2 separate regions of the Homo sapiens genome follow, and region 1 is linked to region 2. A link is a contact called in ENCODE Hi-C or POLR2A ChIA-PET data. All regions are on one chromosome and are shown on one strand. The core of a region is the stretch at or near the end of the contact, and the rest is flanking DNA. Distances in the headings are between cores, read along the strand shown.

Region 1 (5,276 bases), core at 2,282-4,781, 280 kb before region 2:
CTCCCCGACACTCCCCATTCCCCAGAGGGGCCCTTGGGAATGAGGCCCAGCACCCCTCACTTCTCCTTTGAGCAACCATCTCATGAGGAAGGCGAGGCAGGGGCCAATAGAACCCTTGTACAGACGGAGAAAACGAGGACCAGAGAGGGAATGAGACTTGCCCCAAATCCACCCAAGGTGACAGCAGGAGCCCAGATCTTTGGCTTTCCAGACACAATAACAGCAACAGCACCAGCAACCATTAACTGGGGGGTACGTTCTGGGCCCCACACACCCGGCTCACTGCCTTGGACACACACATCACTGGCTTGAATGTGAATTATTAACCCTCTTGGGGAAAGAATTTCTAACTAAGCCCATCTTGCAGATGAGGGAGCTGAGGTTCAAAGAGGTAAAGTAACTTGTCTAAGGTCACAGAGCTAGCAAGCAGGGAGCTGGGACTCAAAGCTAGTCCAGTCTCTAAAGCAGCGTGTCTCAGCCTAGAATGTGCATACCAATCACCTGGGCATCTTATTAACATGCAGAAGCTGGTTCCGCAGGCGAGGGCTGGGGCAGACAGCTCCCCAGTGATGCTGGGCTACAGATGGCACTGAGTGGCCAGGCTCTGAAGACCACACAACCCAGCCCCTCCACCTCACCTCTCCCTTCCTGCCCCGAGTTCTGCACCCTCCCAACCCCACATCTCAATCGTGTTTCCTGACTGCACATACCACACCCCCAGGATGAGCTTGCACAAATGATTTCACGGGCTTTTTATTTCCAAAGCCAGACGGGGGAGGCAGCCGGCTGGCCTGCTCCCAGGAGGTTGAGGACAGACCCCGCATGTGGACAGCAGCTGGCTTGACTGAAGAGCCTGTCGCCCGCCCTGACATCCCTCCCGGCGGTGGTGGAGAAAACCTGGCTCCGCCAGCTCCAGTGTTGACAATGCAGAAAAGCTCTGTCCTTGGATCGTTCTGAGGACTGGCATGAAGGGCCAGGTGGGCGATGTGTTTCTTACGGCACTCCAGACACCTGTATTCCCTGCCCACCCACCCAGAGCCAGGGAGCACTCAGCTTAACTGAGAACTGGTGAACCAAGTTGCTGGCACAGAGATTTCAACACCAGCTTCCCAAGCACAACCCTCCCTCTTCCCTGGGTCTGCCCACAAGAGTAAGGTTTCAGTGGGGAGGGTGTTTCAGGCAGAGGGACCAACAGAAACAAAGAGGGCAGCAGGAAGGGACAGGCCAGGCGCTGTCTGCCACCAAGAGGCGGGTGCACCTACTTTGGATCAGCGGTTTGCAGACATCGTTTCCTTTCAGCCTGCACCATCCCCTCTCCCAGCCCCAGCCCATGGCTGAGCAAACGACTTGCCCAAAGACTGCCTAGGAAGTGGCAGCGCCTGGATTCGAACCCAGGTCTGACAGAATCCTACGCCCGGGCCCTTTAAGGCTGAAAGGGGAAGGAAGGCTGGAGTGAACATAAAGAGATCACTTTTGGGGCACAAAGGCCATTTTCCTCGAGTCTCCCTCAGCAGTCCAGGAGCTGTTCTGTTGGCTGGGGAGGGGTCCTTTCTGGTCTTTTGAAGACTCCAGAATATTGACAGGCCTGCCACTGGCAGAAAATGAGGTGACAAACACATCCCAGTGCTCTCTGCAGGGCCTTTCCATAGATCCCCTCCATCATACTGCACATGCACTGGGCTGGAAAGCTACCCTGTCCCCACTTTACAAGTGGGAAAATGAAGACCCAGGGCCTATGGACAACTCCAGCCACGGCTGACACGGCCTGAATCACTGAGAGCCGCCCCTGCCCACCCTGACCCAACAGCTCATAAAACTTCCAAATCCTTCTCTTTTCTAGCGCTGGATGAGAGAAGGGACATTTATTGATTACCTTCTCGGTGGTATCCACCACATTAGGCACTCATACTTCCCTCTATAAAATCCCGCTGAGCCCTCCCCTGGGGATCATCCCCATGTTGCAGATGAGGCTCAGAGGTCAGGTAACTCATTTCCCCTCTTCCTCTCTCCTCCTCAGCCTCCTGAAACCCTAGCCATTCTCCCAGGCTTGTCTCAAATGTCATCTCTTCCCCAAGCCTCACATCCACTTCCATTGTTTGCCCCACAGCTTAAAGCAGTGGAGGCCCCAGGATCTCCTCTTCCCCAGTGGCATGGTTGTGGGATCCCACGGCACACAGCTCTTGCCCAAAGGAGCCAGTCCCGTGACGCCAGGGCCAGTGATGGCTCCATTGTGTGGTCACCGCCACTTCCACCTTCCCCACCGCCACCGGGGGCTGGCACTCATCTCGGGAGGTCTCAGGCACAGAGATGGGGCAAAGAGGAAGCAAGAGGCAAGTTCCCTGGTCTAGGTGGGAAAACAGGCACAGGAGCCGGGTCTCAGGTCGGGGGTCCAGTCCTTCTGCAGGCCCAGAGAGCTGGTTATGATGATCATTCCTGTGCTTGCTACTGTATTCCCTGCACCTCAAACTGGCTGGGCACTTGCTAAGGAGTCAGACATTTATCGAATGGATTGGTTGGATGGATGGATGGATGGATGGATTGGTTGGATGGATGGATGGATTGGTTGGATGGATGGATGGATGGATGGATGGATGGATGGATGGATGGATTGGTTGGATGGATGGATGGATGGATGGATGGATGGATGGATTGGATGGATTGGTTGGATGGATGGATGGATGGATGGATGGTTGGATGGATGGATGGATGGATTGGTTGGATGGATGGATGGATGGATGGATGGATGGATGGATGGATTGGTTGGATGGATGGATGGATGGATGGATGGATGGATGGATGGATGGATGGATTGGTTGGATGGATGGATGGATGGATGGATGGATGGATGGATGGATGGATTGGTTGGATGGATAGATGGATGGATGGATGGATGGATGGATGGATGGATCCAAAGCTGCACTTACTCCTCAGTGCCCTGATGGCCCTCGCCTCCAGACAGAACTCCTTTCCCCCAGAGCATCCTTAGACTGAACATCCCAGCCCAGGGGCTCACAGGAGGCAAATTCCCAGCATAGCCCCTGCACTCAGCTTCATCCATTCGGCTCCAGAGCCTCTCCTGGGAGAGGCCAGGCCAGGCCAGGGGGAGGGATGGCCAGGGCAGGAAGCAGGCAGGAGAAGGAGAAACCTTCCCTTTCCCACTTCCCACAGCCCTGGGCCAGGGAGGGGAGGCAGGGATGTCAGAACAAAGAGTGCAGGGAGAGGAAATGACTCCACAAAAGCACAAAGCAGCTGAGATCAGGGGCCTCGGCCACCATCTTAGCAGAACAAGCACTCTCTGAGGCTGGTGGCCAGGAGGGAGAGGTGGCAGCACCACCCCAGCCAGATGTGGTCTCTCCGCATTCCTGAGGAGCCACCACTGGAACCACGTGAGGGACGAGAAGTCTCTGCTGGCCTCTGGGGAAAAGGGGTGGGCAGATTCTATGCCAGTCCCCACCCCCACCCCACTCAGGGCCAGTGCCTCCCCCTCTCCCGTCAGCTCAAGATGACACACAGACCCGCAGGAAAGGGACCGACAAGCCTGCCCTACAGAGGGGCGGAAACCCAAGCTGAAGTCACCAGCAGAGGGGCTGACTCACAGATTTTTCACTTCCTGTGCAGTCAGAAAAAGAGGCTCGAGGCTCCCGCTCAGGAGGAAAGTAGGTGCAGGCCCAGCAAAACAATGAAGCCCTCCAGGGACGAACCTGGGGCTCCTGGAGTGAGCATCCCAAGACACCAGGGCAGCAAGAGACGGGTTCAAATCCTGCCCCATCACTTCCCAGTTGCGTGATCTTGAGCAAGTCAGTTACCCTCTCTGGGCCTCAGTTGTCCCCTCTGTGAGTTGGGAAACCAGCCACCCCCTTTCGAAGGTGGCTGTGAGAACTACAGGAAGGGGATGGTGTGGGTAAAAGCACCCTGGCATCCAGCAGACCATGGGTGTTCAGCAGCTCCACGTCAACGGCACAGCGCATGGCTGCCTCCCACCTCCAGAGTTGGGAGGGAGGTGTGGAAATGGCCCACACCTTGCGGGAAGGCGAGCGGCCGGCACGCCTAGGCCGACTCACTCAGGTGAAGGGAAATGAGCTCAGGTGAGGCTGGGCTGGAGCCCTCAGTGGAAGACTTCATTCTGGGCCAAGCGTGGGCCTGGCCTCTGGCAGAGGGCAGGTGGGGGCAGAGAGCAGCTTCCTTCCCGGCGGGTGGAGGGCTGGCACCTTCTCAGCTCCACCCTGGCCTCGGGGAGCTCACCCCACTGCAGCAGGGCTGGATGCAGGTGGCCAGGGAGCTGTGCTGGAGCCCGGCTGCTCAAACCACAGATTTGGCCCAGCCAATGCCCCTCAGCTCTGCGCTGCCCTAGCTCCTGTGTTTGCCCACCTGCAGATGCACAGAGGCATCCTCACAGCAGAGCCAGGGCCAAGCCTGGGGGCCCCAATCAGCTGTTCTTCTCTAAAATAATATCTGAGCTGGAAGAAGAGGCTGCAGGCACAGTGGTAGACCAGGGGAGCCCTTTCTGCAAATGCAGTTTTGCAGAAGCTGATGGATTGGGAAGACCAGAGCAGGCTCCCCGGTGGGGTCAGGGCTGCGTGCCCCCAACAGCCTCCACTTGCTTCTTCTGAGCCCTTCTAGAGAACCTGAAAACCACAACCGAGTCAACTTCCTCCTTGCACACCATCCCCCTCGAATACCACAGACAATTCATATTTAAGGCAGAAAGAAAATCCGATAAGGGAGTGGGAGTGGGGCAGGGCTGGGAATACAATGTGGAAATCCCGCCACCACTGCTAACACAGGGCTCACCTCCTGGGCAGCTCAGCACTGATGCACGTGTGGATGCCTTGCCTCCTGACTTTCTCTCCCACATGGCACGCTGCAAGCCCGTCTTCTCCCCCGAAAATGGACAGCCAATAAGCTCTAGCCCCTGCGCATGAAAGAGGCCCCCTCCTGCCTGCCCCAAGCCCCACCCCCTGGGGACACCTGGCACCACCTCTTGTGGCCTCCCGGCTCCCATCTCCATGGAGCCCCTGATCCCAAGGAAAGGCTGTCTCGCAGACGTGCCCATCAGAGCCCGGCTGCCCAGCTGTACTCTCCAGCTCTCGGAAGGAAAGACAAATTAAATGCCAACTGATTGTCTCCACGGAGGAGGTATTAATTTAATGTGAACACTTAACCAGGGCAGCCGATTCCATTACAGGCGGGCAGTAATGGCCTGAGCAGGACGGAGCACAGGCTGTACACTGAGGATGGGGGCCAGGTTTGAGAAGCCACTAATCAAGTGTGCCCCC
Region 2 (5,257 bases), core at 1,916-4,415:
ACAACAAGGCCCACCTCAGCATCTACAGTGTTGGCTTTCATCTGGTACTATAGCTTCCTATGCAAGACATACTCCCACAATTCTGAGACCTTTACTTTTTAGAAAGACAAATAAATAAAACCTTTGGGCTGGGTGCAGTGGCTCACGCCTGTAATCCCAGCACTTTGGAAGGCCAAGGCGGGCGGATCACCTGCGGTCAGAAGTTCAAGACCAGCCTGACCAGCATGGTGAAACCTCGTCTCTACTACAAATACAAAAATTAGCCGGGTCTGGTGGCGCACATCTATAATCCCAGCTACTTGGGAGGCTGAGGCACGAGAATCACTTGAACCTGGGAGGCGTAGGTTGCAGTGAGGTAAAATCGTGCCACTGCACTCCAGCCTGGGTGACACAGCAAGACTCTGTCTCCAAAAAATAAATAAATAAATAAAACTTTTGAAAACCAGAATAATGATAGCAGGGTATAATTTGTGTGCTCCAAGCTAGGGGTTGGCAAACTATGGCCTGCAGGCCAAATCCAGGAAGTCACCTGTTTTTGTATGGCTAAGAGTGGTTGAAAAAAAAAAAATCAAAAGAATAGTTTGTGACATGTAAATATTACATGAAATTCAAATTTCAGTGCCCATAGATATAATTTTAAACACAGCCATGCCCATTCATTTATATATGGTGTGTGGCTGCTTTCACACAATGATGGCAGAGTTAAACAGTCCAGACAGAGACCACATGTCCCAAAATTATCTACTATCTGGCCATTTACAGGACGTTTGCCAACGCCTGCTTTATAACAAACTGAACACTTGATACGTTTAGCTGTTCTCACTGTAAAGAACTTGTAAGCCAGGTATTTCTTCTGGAAATTTTTCTTTAGATCATACTCCTCTCACACAGCCTGCAGAGGACACATAGGCTTTCAAAGCTAACTGAGCTCCAAAAACCAGAAGACTTAAAAGATCTTGCCTTCCGGCTGGGCACGGTAGCTCATGCCTGTAATTCCAGCACTTTGGGAGGCCAAGGCGGGTGGATCACAAGGTCAGGATATGGAGACCATTCTGGCTAACATGGTGAAACCTCATCTCTACTTAAAATACAAAAAGTTAGCTGGGCGTGGTGGCAGGCACCTGTAGTCCCAGCTACTTGGGAGGCTGAGGCAGGAGAATGGTGTGAACCTGGGAGGTGGAGCTTGCAGTGAGCTGAGATGGCGCCACTGCATTCCAGCCTGGGTGACAGAGCAAGAATCCATCTCAAAAAAAAAAAAAAAAAAAAAAAGAGATCTTGCCTTCCAATAAATGCGTTACCAAAGACCCATCAGTTTGGACTTATTTTCTAAGCCATAAAGAGAGATCTTATTAATGTCTACAAATACAACTCTTGATTATTTGTACAAACAGAGGGTATGGCAAAGACCACTACCACATACATGGCAAAATTCAAACCTAGTGATGTATTTGGTTGGAGGGTGTTCCTTAAGTATTACAGCTTTAAAGGTGGCCCCAGAATACAGGATTTATGGAAGGGTGTCAACAAATTATTAATATTTTATAACCTATCCAGCTCATGTCCAGAAAAACATAAAAGCAAATGCTCTAAAAAGACTGGAACGTTACTGATTCTACGTAACATGAGTATGAGTCAGGAAAAATACTGCCAATCCAAATGTTTAAAACAAAAAGCAGCCACGTAATTTGAAAGTAGTATATTTGAAACCTGTTTACATCTTCAGAACATTCCTGGCCTGATGATTAGATAGCAAAATCCGTCTGTAAAGCTGACTGTGAAGTTACCAAACTCAACCATTATTTTATTATAATTTGTTAAAAACTCTGCATCCAAAGGATTACAAGTCTACAACAAGAAAAAGCACAAAAACAATTTGTCAAACCGTGGGCCTCCTTTGAGTAACAAATAGCAATTTTTAACCTCTGGATAGCAGCTAGATATACCCTTGTCATCGTGAAGCTAAAATGACCCAGTTAACAATTGCAGGGAGTTGCTGAAATGAGGTATGGCTAGAAAAATGAAAGTCAGTCTGGCTTTAAAAGCAAAAGTCTACCATTAAACTAATGAAAGACTGCTCTGAGCACAGTATGTCAGGAAAAGGCAGGCACTCTGAGATCACCATCTTTGTACCTACATAACTGTCACTAGCTAAGAATCGCTGTGCAAAAAGACAAAAACACACAAAAGGAAACCAACAGATAGTACCGTTTGTAAAAGAATGTGATGATATTTTAATGCGAGGGGGATGGGAGGCAGCAAGAGAACACACACACCACACATCCTCTGGGAAAATGATCTCTCAGACACACACTGAAATGTTTTTAATCAAAGACCGATACAGTAGGAATGCACAAGGAGTGCAACGTAAAAAGAGGTCATCAATGTAGCTAGTGGCTTCAGTCACAGAAATAGCACGTGCCCCCACTGATTACAGCACCGCGGGGAGACCGTTATTAAATTATACCGTACGGCTCCGCTCCGGCCCAGGCTAGGAGGATGAGTGCGGGCGAGAAATGCAAACTCATCTGTGACTTGACCCAAGGGGCAGCCCCGTGAACATTCCCTTAAGAGGGCGAATGCATCTCACTCTCAACCATGTCCGGCCACGCCCTCCCGCAGGGAGGCCGCTAAAGTTTTGCTCGAGAGGGGAAACTGAGGTAGAGGTGATTTACATGCGTTGGCGGAGGGAAACCCAGGCAAGCCAGTCTCCCCGGGCCCGGGACCCCGAAGCCGTGGCTGTGGCGGGGATCCTCAAGGGGGCAGGGGGCGGCCCGGAAAGCGGGTCCAGACGATCCGGCTCGAAATCCCCTCCCCCCACAACAGCGTCGCCCGCCAGAGCCGCCGCCCGGTACCTCTCGATGACTGAGGCCACCAGCTGCGGCAACTCCTTCATCTCGAAGGCGGAGTAGGACGCGGACAGCAGGGGCCGCACAGCCACCTCCCAGCCCGGGGTCGTGTCCGCCCCCGTTGCCGGGGTCCCCGGCGCCGGAGCCGCTGCCGCCGCCTCTTCGCCGCCGCTCGTCGCCATCTTCCGTCGTACTACTGCGGCTCCCTCCGGGGGCTTGCCACCGGCCCAGCGCCGCCTCCCAGGAGGGGGCGGAAGTGACGCAATCTGTCGCGTCAGACTGCGCGCCGCCGTCATGGGTCAAAAACGCGACGCGCGGAGCGGCCTTTGCTCTCACCGGGGTCGAGCCGCGGCGAGGGAACGGATCGGAGACGCTGCGCCTGCTCAGAAGGTAGCGCAGCGGGGAAAGGCGGGAGAGCGTTAACTTCTGAGCCTGCGCGGTGGGAGTTGCTCAAGCAGGTGGTAGCGACTTGGCTTCCGGGCAGCGGGTAAAGGTGAGTCTGGGGCATGGGTTCAGTGGGCAAGTCTAGGGCAGCAGAGTTGACTACGCCTCGGCGTATAGAATGGCCCTGGCCTGGGACAGCTAAGGACGACAAGAGGAGGCCGAAGCCTAAAACGCTTTCACCTGCTTCTTCCCCTGCCTAGATCCCCCCAATAGTAATACTAAAGAGCGCCATAGTTTACAAAGATTTCTCCCTCTCACAACACCTTTTAATCACTGATCCGTATTCCCTTAGCACTCAAATCTCTTCTGTTTGGATTGCCCTCATTAACAATCTGACCAGCTCGTACAATGCATCCCTCTTTGCAATTTGCCACGTATGCTTACGTGTTCCCCTTTTTTCTACTGGCAAGGAAAGAATGTAAGCTTTTATTCACAGGAGATGTCTGAGACTTTTGCCGGTAAAATGATCTGGCTACAAGGTCTAAGAGGGAAAAGCAGTTTGCTCGAGGAAAGGTATTCGTGCATTAAGGACAGTCCTGTGAGTGAGATATTGGTGGACGGCTTCAAGCTCTAGCCTGTGGCCTACAGCTGGCCTAAATAAGACTGGGAAGGAACTGTGAAGACGGTTTCAAATTCCTAAAGCCCTGAAATTCTCCCCCTAAGTTTAGGAAGAGCTTTTGTTCTTGGTGTGTAACACTGATAAATGAATTGGTACCTAGTGATTAATCTGCACTTTTATTAAGATATGACCTACTTTACCTTTTTTGAGACAGGATCTTGCTCTGTCGCCCAATAGCCCAGGCTGGAGTGCAGTGGCAGAGTTGCAGCTGGCTGCAGCCTCCACCTCCCTGGCTCAAGTGATCTTCCAGCCTCAGCCTCCCCAGTAGCTGAGACTATACAGGTGCAGGCCACCACTCTTAATTTTTTTTGTTTGTTTTTAAGAGACAGGTCTCCCTACGTAGCCCAAGCTGTTTTCGAAGTCCTAGGTTCCTCCCACCTTGGACTCCCAAAGTGCTGGGATTACAGGCTTGACCCACTGCGCCCAGCCTGCATCTTTACATTCGAAATAAAATTCAGTCAAGTCAAAGCCGGTCTTGGAGGAAAATGTGGCTTTGATGACAGCAGTAGGGATTTTCCTTCAGTGCCTACTTACCAGAGGATAATAATAACAGCAAGTTTCTTAAACATAAAAACATCAGAAATGAAAAAGAACTTTCCATAACACTATAAATATTGCAGTATTTCAAGATACTGAACCAGAGCCCTAAGGAAAGGCTGGAGACCCAGAATTTTATAATGGCTTTGGGACATGAATTTTATTTTAACCAGAGGACAAAATTAATCTGCAAAAGCTGTCTTGGAGAAATTTCAGGAAATAAAAGATCAAATGTATCTGCTGTCCTCCCTTCCCTCTCCAGGAGAATAAAAGGCAAATGCAAACTATCACAGGGAGATTTTCACCTTTACCTAAATTATTTATTATATACTTTATATTTCTGGTTAATAGATTGGGAGAGAGCACTCCAGATAAAGAACTTCCTTTATAAATGCCACATTTATTTCAGTACTGGAGGTTTGGTCTTGTGTTGCCACAAAGATTTGGAATGGCATCTATGTTATAAATTTAGATGACAAAAGAGACTAATAAAAGACTTCTAGATGAAACACAAGCTTCTAATATTCTGGTCCAGGAAATAAGATAGAAACTAAAAAACAATAAATAACTTTTATGAATTAACTGAAGGACTTAAAATACTTGTTCCATTCTAATCCCAAGTGTCTGCCAAGGAACTGAAATTTAAAATGATAAAAGACATGATACAGTCATGTTACAGGGAATTCAATGAAGTAAAAATGGCAGACATTGATGAATGGTATGGTTTAAAGATTTGTGTAGAGGTAGTGATGAGGAGGCCTGCTGGGAGCTGGAAAAGTTCTATACCTTGACACAGTTATGCTTACATGGA

What was found. A loop is a pair of places that touch in the nucleus more often than their neighbours do. ChIA-PET counts read pairs that join two places held with the same protein, here RNA polymerase II (POLR2A). Pooled maps may share reads with other maps.
Region 1: a loop to region 2 is called in a map with no recorded cell type, with 10 times the contacts of the local background. The contact joins the enhancer-like site here to the promoter of EMC1-AS1 in region 2. A Hi-C loop is called at or near these places in 3 of 37 single-sample maps with no recorded cell type and 9 of 50 pooled maps. POLR2A ChIA-PET finds 5 or more read pairs at or near these places in 5 of 52 experiments (activated CD4-positive, alpha-beta memory T cell, activated T-cell and activated naive CD4-positive, alpha-beta T cell).

Annotation. Positions count from the first base shown.
Region 1 is chr1:18,923,245-18,928,520 of GRCh38, forward strand. All of the region lies in intron 1 of IFFO2 (intermediate filament family orphan 2), which reads right to left. Among named protein-coding and RNA genes, the nearest start is that of ALDH4A1, 23 kb to the left of the region's middle. RefSeq lists enhancers at 3,386-3,605, 3,631-4,257, 3,886-4,005, 4,506-4,595, 4,926-4,975. Within about 2 kb of position 3,532, at least 34 of the 41 ENCODE cell types and tissues checked have a DNase peak (open chromatin) inside an H3K27ac peak, as active enhancers do.
Region 2 is chr1:19,207,221-19,212,477 of GRCh38, forward strand. EMC1-AS1 (EMC1 antisense RNA 1) reads left to right here and starts at 3,166. Exons shown (of 2, transcript NR_135114.1): 1 at 3,166-3,339. It overlaps UBR4 (ubiquitin protein ligase E3 component n-recognin 4), which reads right to left and starts at 3,046. Exons shown (of 106, transcript NM_020765.3): 1 at 2,853-3,046. The coding sequence starts at 3,028. RefSeq lists silencers at 2,716-3,035, 4,061-4,130 and enhancers at 3,086-3,135, 3,386-3,435.